2 separate regions of the Homo sapiens genome follow, and region 2 is linked to region 1. Evidence: chromatin contacts called from ENCODE Hi-C or POLR2A ChIA-PET data. All regions are on one chromosome and are shown on one strand. The core of a region is the stretch at or near the end of the contact, and the rest is flanking DNA. Distances in the headings are between cores, read along the strand shown.

The links. A loop is a pair of places that touch in the nucleus more often than their neighbours do. ChIA-PET counts read pairs that join two places held with the same protein, here RNA polymerase II (POLR2A).
Region 2: a map with no recorded cell type shows a loop between it and region 1 (3-fold over the local background). The contact joins two enhancer-like sites. A Hi-C loop is called at or near these places in 1 of 37 single-sample maps with no recorded cell type. POLR2A ChIA-PET finds 5 or more read pairs at or near these places in 1 of 52 experiments (OCI-LY7).

Annotation. Positions count from the first base shown.
Region 1 is chr7:138,607,108-138,613,407 of GRCh38, forward strand. The region is part of intron 14 of SVOPL (SVOP like); the gene reads right to left. Among named protein-coding and RNA genes, the nearest start is that of SVOPL, 91 kb to the right of the region's middle. RefSeq lists a silencer at 3,737-4,031. Within about 2 kb of position 3,669, at least 3 of the 41 ENCODE cell types and tissues checked have a DNase peak (open chromatin) inside an H3K27ac peak, as active enhancers do.
Region 2 is chr7:138,873,424-138,879,723 of GRCh38, forward strand. It overlaps KIAA1549, which reads right to left. Exons shown (of 20, transcript NM_001164665.2): 12 at 6,115-6,230. It also overlaps the pseudogene RNU6-1272P. Among named protein-coding and RNA genes, the nearest start is that of ATP6V0A4, 78 kb to the left of the region's middle. Within about 2 kb of position 2,613, at least 3 of the 41 ENCODE cell types and tissues checked have a DNase peak (open chromatin) inside an H3K27ac peak, as active enhancers do.

The DNA.
Region 1 (6,300 bases), core at 2,419-4,918:
GGCCAGACGGGTTTGGGGAGAGATGTCAGGAGTTTAATTTCAAACATGCTAGATTTAAGATGCTTTTGAGACATCCAGGCGAAAATGCTGGGGAGATAATCAGGTGGATGAATCTGGAGCGAGAAGCAAGGCCTCGTCTAGAGATAGAAGTTTGGGGTTCATGAGGAAGTCACTGGTAACTAAAGTCATAAAATGGATGATACCATCTCAATGGAGAGTGAAATAAGAAACTATAAGGGTCTAATATTGAGCAATAAGAAATCCACAACCAAAGAAAGAGTAGAGGAAGACAAGTCACAAAGACATGGGGAAGCAGCGGCCACAGAGGTCGGAGGAAACCCACAGAGTGCAAGTGATGGAGCCACCAGAAGGGAACACGGGATGCCGGAGGGAGAGCACGGCCAGCAGTCCTTAACGCAGGTCAAAGGTCAGGTGAGATGAGGGGTTAAAACGACCTTTGAACCTAGAGACACAGAGGTCACTGGAGACCTTACCAAGAATGATTTTGGTGGAGTAGAGATGGCTGCAGCCAGCTTGGAGGAGGTGAAGGAATGAGTGGAAGGCAGGAAATGAAGCAGGAAGAGAACTCTTTTAAGGAGGTTAGCTGGAAAGAGGAGAAAAGCAGTAGTGAACAAGGTTGATTTTACAGCTTGGAAGCTGTGGAACCCGAAGCATATTAAATGCTGATTGGAAGCATTCAGCATCAAGGGATAAATAGAAATCGCAGAAGGGCTACAATTATAAACCTGAAAAACTCAAGAGACTCAAATGAGAAAGTATTAGGAATGCATTCAGTAAGCTGGTTGTTTAAAAATCAATATTAAAAAAATCAATAGCCTTCTAAATATAGATAACTACTTGGAATGTTAAAATAGAAGTTATAATGAAAGAAAACAATCCATTCCTAATAACAACAAAATGCCATAAGATGCCTAGGAATAAACATAGCAAGACACATAGGATCTATTTGAAGAAGACAATAAAATCCCAGCAAGGGCCATAGGAGGAAAGATTGGACAAAGAAAGAGACAAACCTTGTTCTTGGATACATAGACAACGCTATCAGAAAAAAAGTCAATTTTTCCTCTATTAGCTGTTACATTGAACACATTAACAATTAAAATGTTAATAGGATTTGGGTGGAATGTTACTAAGTGATTCTGAAAAAGAGCAATGAAGTGGGTTTAGAACAGCCAGTTTAAAAAACGTGCTATAAATCTCATTAGAGTAATAAAAAGAACATGTCAGTGACAAAAGCAGACAGATCAATGGACTAAAATAGCGAGCTAGAAATAGGCCAATTGCGGGAACATAAGCAAACAGACATTTCTAACCTATGAGTAAAAAATGGATTTTCAATACGTCGTGTTGAGACAGCCGGCTTGCCACTGGGGGAAATTGTACAGCTGTTTCCGGCATTGGACCTCACGCCTCAACAGACGCCCACGGCCTGGAAGAGGGCACAGCAGGGATGTCTGGGTCAGAATCTGGGTTGCATTCACTCTGTGAAATGTGAGTAAGTTGGACATGTACGATGTGGGCACTTCCACGTGTATGTTATACTTCAATCAAAAGTGTACACTCCCCCCCCTTGCCCTCTCAAAAAAGAAAATGCCATAGAAGGCCTGGAAGAAAAGAGGTGTGTGTTTTTTATAATCCTAGTTGCAGACTCGAGAAATATACAGAGAAATACTGATACATTTGAGTGTCTATGAACCCCGCACAGAAAAAGGAGAACACGAACAAGAATGAAAGACAAATAACAAATCTCTGCAACGTAATTGCCAAATACGGAATATTTGTAATATGTCAGAAAAACTGCTAAAAATCCTTTATAGACAAACCCACCCACCCACACATATATATACACACATATTTATGAAAGGCTCTTACAGATCCATGCTTTAAAGACTGAATTGAAAAATGGGCAAGTACCTGAGTGGGCAAGCTAAAAAAGATAAATTACCCAATTAAAATATGAATAAGAACATTCAGTACCATTCCTAATAAAAGAAACACTAATTACAATAATAAAGAGGTATCATTTATTGCCAGTGAGATTGGCAAAGATGAAAGACTAACATCTGTGGCCGATATGTGAAGCAACAAGGCTCTCAGGCACTGGGACAAGCTCGCCCAAGAGGACTTGAGCACAATGTACCAAAATGAAAGCGAGCAGACCCCTTCACCTACCAATCCAATTTCTAGGGATTCACCCTAAGGAGATAATTGCACAATTGGATAAAAATGTAAGCACAGCTGGGCCCGATGGCTCACGCCTGTAATCCCAGCACTTTAGGAGCCAAAGTGGGAGGATTGCTTGAGCCCAGGAGTTCAAGCCCAGCCTCCAACCTGGGCAACATGGCAAGACACCACCTCTACAAAAAAAAAAAAAAAAAAAAATAGCAGGGTGTGGTGGTGAGCACCTGCAGTCCCAGCTACTCAGGAGACTGAGATAGGAGGATCATGTGAGCCCAGGAAGTTGAGGTGGCAATAAGCTGTGATCGCACCACTGCCTGTCAGCCTGGGCAACAGAGTGAGACCCTGTCTTAAAACAAAACAAAACAAAAAACAAAAGCAAGCACAAGGATGCTCATTACTGTTTTTTTTTTGGGGGGGGTGGGGGCGTTGGGGGTGGGGAGAGGGATAGAGTCTCGTTCTGCTGCCCAGGATGGAATGCAGTGGCGTGATCTCAGCTCACTGCAACCTCCACCTCCCAGTTTCAATCGATTCTCCTGCTTCAGCCTCCAGAGTAGCTGGGATTAAAGGCACCCGCCACCACACTCAGATAATTTTTGTTTAGTAGAGACGGGGTTTTGCCATGTTGGCCAGGCTGGTTTCTAACTCCTGACCGCAAATGATCCGATGCCTGCCTCAGCCTCCCAAAATTCTGGGATTATAGATGTGAGCCAGCATGCCTAGCCTTATTATTGTGGTTTATATTAAAATCTTTCTGAAATAGTTGAGATGTTCAATAATACAGAACTAACTGAAAAGTAACTTCTGGGATATACATACAATGAAATATTTTTCAGCTTAATGCCTATTTTTTATATTTATGGACATGAAAAATGTCTACAACATACGAACAAAAGATCTTTTTCTTCCTTTTCCTTTCCTTCCTTCCTTTTCTTTTCTTTCTCCCCTCCCTCTCCTCTGTCCATACATAAAAAAAGAAAAAGAGAGAGAGAGTAAAAGAGCAGGCTATAAAAAGTACTATGATATTTGGGTGAAATTTATACTCTTTTTTTTTTTATTTGAGCCTACATCACTAACAATGTATATGCATATTTATACACACACACATAGAAAAATATATTTTAAAAGCCTCATTAAAATGTTTATCTTTGTTATCATTAAATGGTGAGATATTAGTAAAGTTTCAATTCTACTTTGTAGGTTTTTGTGTTTTCAGGATGGAAGAAAAAAAATCACGTGGTCAAAATTGCCCTTGGGAAAACTCTTAAATCACTCAAAATACAGCACACACAAACATATTTATAAATTAGAGGCTAAGATCCTCTCCTTGACCGAACCCTAGCCCAGCTCCTATGAGCCCTCTTCTCCACTAGGCCTTGACCTTGCCCTGACACTTAAACACTAACGTAGTTTCTAAGAGCTCAAGGACACACCCTTATGAGGCTCCAGCCACCCTTGAAGGGCCTCCCTGAGAAAACTCAAGGCTGCCCAAGAATCTATTTGTTCTAGCTGACATCTGAAGATAGGGCCCCAGGTTCCCAGCCTTGACAGAGCCTAACTTTAAAGAGCGCCACTTAGCAAATCCAGGTGGGATTTACACAGACTGACACCCACTTACAGGTATTTGTAATGTTTCACTTCACTGACTGTGCTCAAGCCCCTGCCACCCTCCTAAGACCGCTGCCACTCTCCCTTTGAAACACCCAGTCACCTCTGTACAAATGGAGGCTGAGTTCAGTTCACCGTGGACTCTTCTCTTTTGCAATAGTTATTACTGATTAAAACCTTGGCCGGGCACAGTGGCTCACGCCTGTAATCCCAGCACTTTTCGGAAGCCAAGGTGGACAGATCACTTGAGGTTAGGAGTTTTAGACCAGCCCTGCCAACATGGCAAACCCTCGTCTCTATTAAAAATAAAAAAATTAGTGGGGCATGGTGGTGTGCGCCTGTAGTCCTAGCTACTCGGGACGCTGAGGCATGAGAATTGCTTGAACCCAGGAGGCAGAGGTTGTAGTGGGCTGAGATCGCACCATTGCACTCCAGCCTAGGCGACAGAGCAAGACTCTGTCTCAAAAACCCCCAACCCCAAAACAAAACAAAACAAAACAAAACAAAACAAAAACCAAACCAATCCTTACCCCTTTAACTAGTGCCCAGCTCTGTTGATCTTTGACAACGTACAGTTTCTCAATAAGTTCATGGCTTATTGGAAATCACTTCTGAAAAAATTAAATGGATGTAATTTGATTCCCATTAACTTGTGAAGTTCTCTGTCATCTTACGAGCTGATTTTTTTTCCCCATGCTTCAAGAGAACATCAGGCATTTATATAGGACAAAAAGATCATCTTTCGGCTGTAACCATTAAATTAGGGTTTTTTTGTGACCCTTGAAAGATAAGACTTTGGTTAAAAGATTGAAAATTAAAGCTAGATAGGAGGAATAAGTTCTAATGCTCTATACCATTATGGTATGACAATAGTTAATAATATATAGCTTCGACAACCTACACCTCCCAGCCGCCTGCCTTGGCCTCCCAAAGTGCCGAGATTGCAGCCTCTGCCCGGCCGCCACCCCGTCTGGGAGGTGTGCCCAACAGCTCATTGAGAACGGGCCAGGATGACAATGGCGGCTTTGTGGAATAGAAAGGCGGGAAAGGCGGGGAAAGGATTGGGAAATCGGATGGTTGCCGGGTCTGTGTAGAAAGAGGTAGACATGGGAGACTTTTCATTTTGTTCTGCACTAAGAAAAATTCCTCTGTCTTGGGATCCTGTTGATCTGTGACCTTACCCCCAACCCTGTGCTCTCTGAAACATGTGCTGTGTCCACTCAGGGTTAAATGGATTAAGGGCGGTGCAAGATGTGCTTTGTTAAACAGATGATTGAAGGCAGCATGCTCGTTAAGAGTCATCACCAATCCCTAATCTCAAGTAATCAGGGACACAAACACTGCGGAAGGCCGCAGGGTCCTCTGCCTAGGAAAACCAGAGACCTTTGTTCACTTGTTTATCTGCTGACCTTCCCTCCACTATTGTCCCATGACCCTGCCAAATCCCCCTCTGTGAGAAACACCCAAGAATTATCAATAAAAAAATAAATTAAAAAAAAAAAAAAAAAATAAAATAAAAAATAAAAAAAAAATAAAAAAAAAAAAAAAAGAAAGATAAGACTTTATCTTTCATCCTTATCCAAGCCAGACTTAATTTTTTTTTTTTTTTTTTGGTGAGAGAGAGAAAGTCTCGCTCTATCGCCCAGGCTGGAGTATAGTGGTGTGATCTTAGCTCACTGCACCTCCGCCTCCCAGGTTCTAAGGGATTCTCCTGCCTCAGCCTCCTGAGTAGCTGGGATTACAGGTGCCTGCCACCATGCCCAGCTAATATTGTATTTTTAGTAGAAACTGGTTTTCACCATGTTGGCCAGGCTGGTCTCGAACTCCTGACCTCAGATGATCAATCAGCCTCGGCCTCCCAAAGTGCTGGGATTACAGGCATGAGCCACCGCGCCTGGCCAGAAATGTAAATTTTTTACGCAGTCAGGTTTACCATGTTTTCCTATATCTTTATACTATAATAGAAAGGGTTTTCCAGAATTCTGAAATCTCCTCTTTCATGGCAATAATACATGGCAATGTGAACTGAGAGTTGTCTTATAAGCTTACTCTACCCTTTCCCTCCTCCAATTTACTCTCTGCAAGCAACCAGAGTGATCTTTTTATTATCTTTTTATTTTTTTGAGACAGAGTCTCACTCTGTCAGCCAGGCTGGAGTGCAGCGGCACAATCCTGGCTCACTGTCACCTCTGTCCCCAGGGTTCCAGCGATTCTCCTGCCTCAGCCTCCCAACTAGCTGGGACTACAGACGCGTGCCACCACGCCTGGCTAATTTTTGTATTTTTAGTAGAGATGGGGTTTCACCATGTTGGCCAGGCTGGTCTCGAACCCCTGACTTCAGGTGATCCACCCGCCTCGGCCTCCCAAAGTGCTGAGATTACAGGCATGAGCCACCGTGACAGGCCAGAGTGATCTTTTTAAAAAACAAAACTGATCATATCCCTCACCTGCTTAAAACCCTTAAAGTTTTCCCCACTGCTCCTAAGGTAAAAA
Region 2 (6,300 bases), core at 1,363-3,862, 270 kb after region 1:
AAAAGGAGATCATGAGCTTCTCCAGACAGGCTAGCCCTGCTTAACCCAGACTTATAGAGTAACAATAAATGTCACAGAGGGTAGCCCATTAAGCTACTGATACCTAGAAGTGGGATCACTTTCCTCCAGGGTGGCAGAGACTTCTGGGTTGCTGGGAGACAAAGGTGACAGGCATTAAAAAAAAAAAAAAAAAAAGGCCCCTCCCTACTGGGCTGTCAGCCCTGCCTGGGTACCACTGGAGCAGCAGCCTAAGACTGGGCTCCTGTCCAGAGCCCGGCTCACCCCCTCCCACTGTAGTCACGGCCCTTGCTTCACCCTCGCTGAACTGTTCACAGACTGCAACCAGAGGAGGGGATGCACAAACCCTGGGCCACTCTACAGAGCTGAGGGACCAAGCGGAGGAGAGGAAATAAGAGGTGCAGAAAATCTTCCAGCTTCCATACTGCCCAGAAGCCAGTCCTTCAACATGGCTGAAAAGAGGGGCTTTAAATTTTTTTACATATACATATAATATATATCACACATATATATTATATAATTATATCACACATATTATATATTAGTATATATTTTTGTTTATAGAACTGTATATGTAATATATAATTAGTAATTAGTAATATATTACTATTAGTAATTATATATTACATACTTCTATATCATATATTAATAAATATAATTATATAATATATATTATTGTTTGCTATGCATTGCACAATTTTTCTAAAAAAGCTCCCTGGGTAATAATGATTAGTACAAAGCACAATGGACACACAGAGATTAATGCTGTGTGAATCCTGCCTTAAGGCTAGTAGGAACTTGGGATTAAAACCCCTTTCTCTTCAATTATTTTTTAAAAGTAATGATATAAATTTTACTATAGAGTCAAGATACCTATTGTACCTCATGGTAACTATAATCAATAACAATATATTGTATACTTGAAAACAGGTAAGAGAGTAGATTTTAAGTGTTATCACAAAAAATAAGTATGTGAGGTAATGTATATGTTAAATAGCTTGATTTAGCCATTTCACAATGCATACACATATCAAAACATCATCATTTAGCCACAAGAAAGAAGGAAATCCTGCCATTTGCAGCAATATGGCTGAGCTTGGATGACATTAAGTAAAATAGGCCAGGCACAGAAGGATAAACACTGCACTGTTCTCACTCATATGTGGAAGCTGGAAAGTTGATCTAGAAGTGGAGAGTAGACTAGAGGTTACTTGAGGCTGGGAAGGGAAGAGGAGGGACATAGACAAAAGCTGGTTAACAGATACAAAAGCACAACTAGAGGCTGGACATGGTGGCTCTCGCCTGTAATCCCAGCACTTTGATAGGCTGAGGCGGGAGGGTAACTTGAGCCCAGGAGTTCTAGACCAGCCTAGGCAACATGGCGTAACCCCATCTCTACAAAAAATAACCCGGCGTGGTGGTGTACACCTGTAGGCCCAGCTACTCGGGAGGCTGAGAAGAGATGATCACCTGTGCCTGGAAGGTCAAGGCTGCAGTGAGCCATGACTGCACCACTGCACCCCAGCCTGGGCAACAGAGTGAGACCGTGTCTCAAAAAAATAAAAATAAAAGTGCACAGCTAGAGAGGAGGAATGGGTTGAGCACCTGTAGGCACTGTAGGGTAACTCTAATAATTTATTGCATATTTTCAATTAGCTTGAAGAGCATATTTTGAATGTTCCCAAGGCAAAGTAATGATAACTTTGTCTGTGGTGACAGATATGCTAATTACCCTGATTTGATCATCACACAGTATATTCATACATGGAAATATCACAATGTCCCCCATAAATATTTGCAAGTATTATGTATCAACTAAAAATAATAAAAGCAAAAAACACATCATGTTGTACACCATAAATTTATATGTTTTCTTACCATCAGTTAAAATACAAATAAAAATCTTAAAAAGAAAGAAAAACGCTGGGCATAGTGGCTCATGCCTATAATCCCAGCACTTTGGAAGGCTAAGGCAGGAGGATCGCTTGAGCCCAGGAGTTCAAAACCAGCCTGGGCAACATGGCAAGACCTCGTCTCTACAAAAAGTAAATAAAAAGTTAGCTGGGCGTGGTATGCTCCTGTAGTCCCAGCTACTCAGGAGGCTGAGGTGAGAGGACTGCTTGAGCCCAGGAGGTCAAGGCTGCAGTGAGCTGTGATTGTGCCACTGCACTCGAGACTGGGTAAGCAAAAAAATAAAAAATAAAAAATTACAGCATATGGGATTGTATAGAACAGGATAATGTCAACAAAGCAGAATGAAAGAGAATAGTTCAGCCTGAATTACTAAAATGACAAAGCAAGAGAGCATTTTTAAAGAAATATTATTTCATTATCTACAAGTAAACACAGTCAAACCACTTTTTTTGTCCCCCGAGACAGGGTCTCGCTCTGTCACCCAGACTGGAGTGTGGTGATGCAATCACAGATCACTGCAGCCTCGACCTCCCAGGCTCAAGCGATCCTCCCACCTCAGCCTCTTCAGTAGCTGGGACCACAGGCACACACCACCAGGCCTGGCTAATTTTTTCTGTTTTTTTTTTTGTAGAGTCAGAGTCTCGCTACGTAGCCCAGGCTGGAAAACCACATCTTTACTAATGTGCGCAACCCACGTTAACATCCTGTGAGACAGCAATCACATTTATCTCATCTTCATTGTATATCACCAGCACCTGACCACAGGCACTTAGCAAGCATTTGCTAAACGGATGACTCAATGACTACAGTCATCTCCACTATGTTTATAAAATTTTACCTTGAAAAGGTCTCTAGGAATCTGCCTTCATGAAAAGATAAGAATTCTACTTTATGATCTCAATCATTTTATAAATGGTACAGTACTCCAAAATTACTTGAAAAACTTCATTGTTATATGTACTCAATCTCATTTAAACTATTTTGCAAACTCTTTTAATTTTTTTAAAATATGGAATGCTTCCCCAATATGCATGTCATCCTTGCACAGGGGCCACGCTCATCTTCTTTGTTGCCTTTCAATTTTAGTCTATATGCTGCTGAAGCGAGCACTGCAAGCTCCTTAGCACATGCAAAAGTCAGTGTCAGCTTGGTTTGCACATGAAATTCTAGAATTTGGAATTTGTGGAATTCAAATGAAGTTTTAACTACTTAAAAATCACACACTTGCACACATGCAATCTAAGGAGAGCATAAAAGAATGCTGAGTATTTTGCAATCCTTACCTACTTGGTATATTCCTGATGATAAAGGGGAGCGAGAGAAAAACTACAATTATGCACAGACGCAGCAATGGCAGCCCATCTCCTGCCTCATCTCTCCCTTCACATCTTCACTAAGGGGATCCAGTGGTTATGATTTGAGTTATTTTAAAGCTAGAATAGCTGGGAACACAGTGACATCTGAGTAAATAATCTCTTAAGGGTTCATGGATGGCCATGAGGGTATGTGTCAGGGCCTAGTCACCTTCCAAAAACAGTCAGCTGGAAAAGGAATAAAGCACAACCTCCAATTTACCAAAACTGAAACAACAGTGTTCTCTCAGCTTCCATTGCAAGGTGGGTCCTTAATATGCCACATGACCTGGGACAGTCGTCAACAGCCTTGCCAAGAAGCCTAAAGAGAGCCGGTAGCTGTACCACCCGCAGGAGTGAGAGGGAACGCTGGTCCCATGGCAACATGGAAGAGGGCTCCATAATGGATCTCAAGCAGCCTCCCTCCCCGCTCCCCACCTCCATTAATTTTTACTTCATTACGACTTTCAACAAAAGAAATATTTTTATGTGAATTATAAAACAGGCCGAACATGGTGGCTCACGCCTGTAATCCCAGCACTTTGGGAGGCCGAGGTGGGCAGATCACATAAGGCCAGGAGTTCAAGACCAGCCTGGCCAACATGGCAAAACCCCATTTCTACTAAAAATACAAAAATTGGCCAGGTGTGGTGGTATACGTCTGTAATCCCAGCTACTCGGGAGGCTGAGTCATGAGAATCGTTTGAGCCTGGGAGGCAGAGGTTGCAGTGAGCCAAGATAGCACCACTGCCCTACAGCCTAGGCAACAGGAAGAGACTCTGTCTCAAAAAGCAAAAAATTTTAAAAAATAAAATAACTGAAAGCTAGGAGAAAAACTCAGAATATTTTAAAATAGGATATTTAATTTTCTATGCAAGCAATAAAATACCTACACAGCAGCATTAAAGCTATCTAATGGCACCTTTCAAGAAGTAAAGTTCTAAAAGTAAATTGATATTTATAGTGAGAAAACTATCTTTCTACAACATGAAAATAATGTACAGATTCTGCTATCTCTTCAAATTGTAACAGCAGCATCTGAGCTTCTAATATTCACAAAATCATCTAATTCGCTTCTTTCCTTCACATTCAAGCTCTCGGTCCCAGAGCTGTGATGCTTACTACCTGGATTCTGAGCCTATGTTGAGAGTGGTGTTTGATTTTTGTTATTCTTATAGAATATACTGGCTGTAATACCATCAGAAGGCATTAAATGCAGGCACTGAAAGTAAGGTTTTCTCAGATAAGCAATGAACAGAACTTGGAAAAATCCAGAGCTCTTTCCACGCCCCCCCAAATATTTCTTTCCAAGGATCAAAACGAGATTCTAATCCTGTCTATCTGAAACAGTATCGGTTACCATGGTGCTAAATAATTTTTAAGATTTTGAAAAACCACATCCAAAGAAAAAACTCTTCCCTTTTTCTAAGGGGATGTCCTTAACATTACAAAAGAACCAAGTGGAAGGAGCTGGAAGGAACTTCAAGGACCAGCTAGTGCAGCCCCACAGGAGCCTTGAAGGCTGAGCAACCCGCGAGGCCACAAGCGTGTCAGTGAGAGGAGACAAGGACAGGCTAGGGCAGCCCCACAGGAGCCTCAAAGGCTGAGCCACCCGCGAGGCCACAAGCGTGTCAGTGAGAGGAGAGGCCCCTGGGCTTCTGTCCAGTCTGTTCATTTCTAGAATACAGTTCACTCTGCACTGCATTTCCATACAGAGAAATTTATGATTAAAAACTGTAAGTATAAAAATTCCTATTAAAAATAATATCCTGGCCGGGCGTGGTGGCTCATGCCTATAATCCCAGCACTTTGGGAAGGCGAGGCGGATGGATCGCTTGAGTCAAGGAGTTCAAGACCAGCCTGAGCAACACGGTGAAACCTTGTCTCTACAAGAATATACAAAAATTAGCCAGGTGTGATGGCAGAGGCCTGTAATCCCAGCTACTAAGGAGACTGAGGTGGGAGGATCGCCTGAGCCTGAGAGGTCGAGGCTGCAGTGAGCCGGGACTGTGCCACTGCACTCCAGCCTCAGTGATAGAGCAAGACCCTGTCTCAAAAAAAAATAGTAATAATAATATTCTGAGGCCTCCCAATGATCTTTGCATTACTGAAATTCAATCCTTAAATAAAAATAAACCTCCAGCAAATACAACAGCTGCAGTAGCACATCTATTTAATACAACCTGTTACACTAAAAACAAGCTACCTTGCTATCACTCCAAAAAAATGCTCCCAAGTCTAAAGACTTGTGGGTCTCACTTTATTACAGTGCATCAGCCTTAACAGTCATACCCTTTAGAACAGGAGTGAAGTTCATTTTATACCTGGCCTGTGAAGCTGTCTGTGACTCCCAAAGTAAACATGCTAAACCATCTGATCACACTAAACCACCTGGTGGAAGAAAGATCTAGGAACAGAACTTAACATAATTGACTTGGGCCTATGATAAACAAACAACTTTCTGACTGACAGTTGTGAATCCTGGAATTGGTTCCTAAGAAAGCTATTGAATCCTGGGGGCAGTTTTTGAGACTCTGGTTTCAGTGTGCTTCCTCCTTGACCTCTGGGCAGGCAAATCGTGAGGACTCTTAACTAGAGTGAAGCGAGGCTATTAACCTTAAGACGTACCCCAGTGAATCCCTGGCCCCAAAGCAGACACCAATACCACGTTAGATGGTGACAACTGGTGCTAAGAAACCACAGGAATGATGAATTTTCCATTTCCCAGATTTCTTTTTTAAGGGTTTAGCATTTGAAATACTGTAAGGCCCCAGCCTTTGGACTCTCATAGGGACTACTTTTAATGGGAAGAACCAGAAGAGTCACAGACCGCTCTGCGGAGCTCTGTGGGACCTGCCATCGTTGACGGCTCCCGGCGTCTTATCTCCTGCGTCCCTCTCGCTGGACTCTTCACTGACCGTAGAGTCAGCATCTGAGGGAGAAACTCTGCAGACACAAAATGAATTGCAAACATTAGAAACAAGAAAGAATGAAAAGGAAAAAGTCCCATTAATTT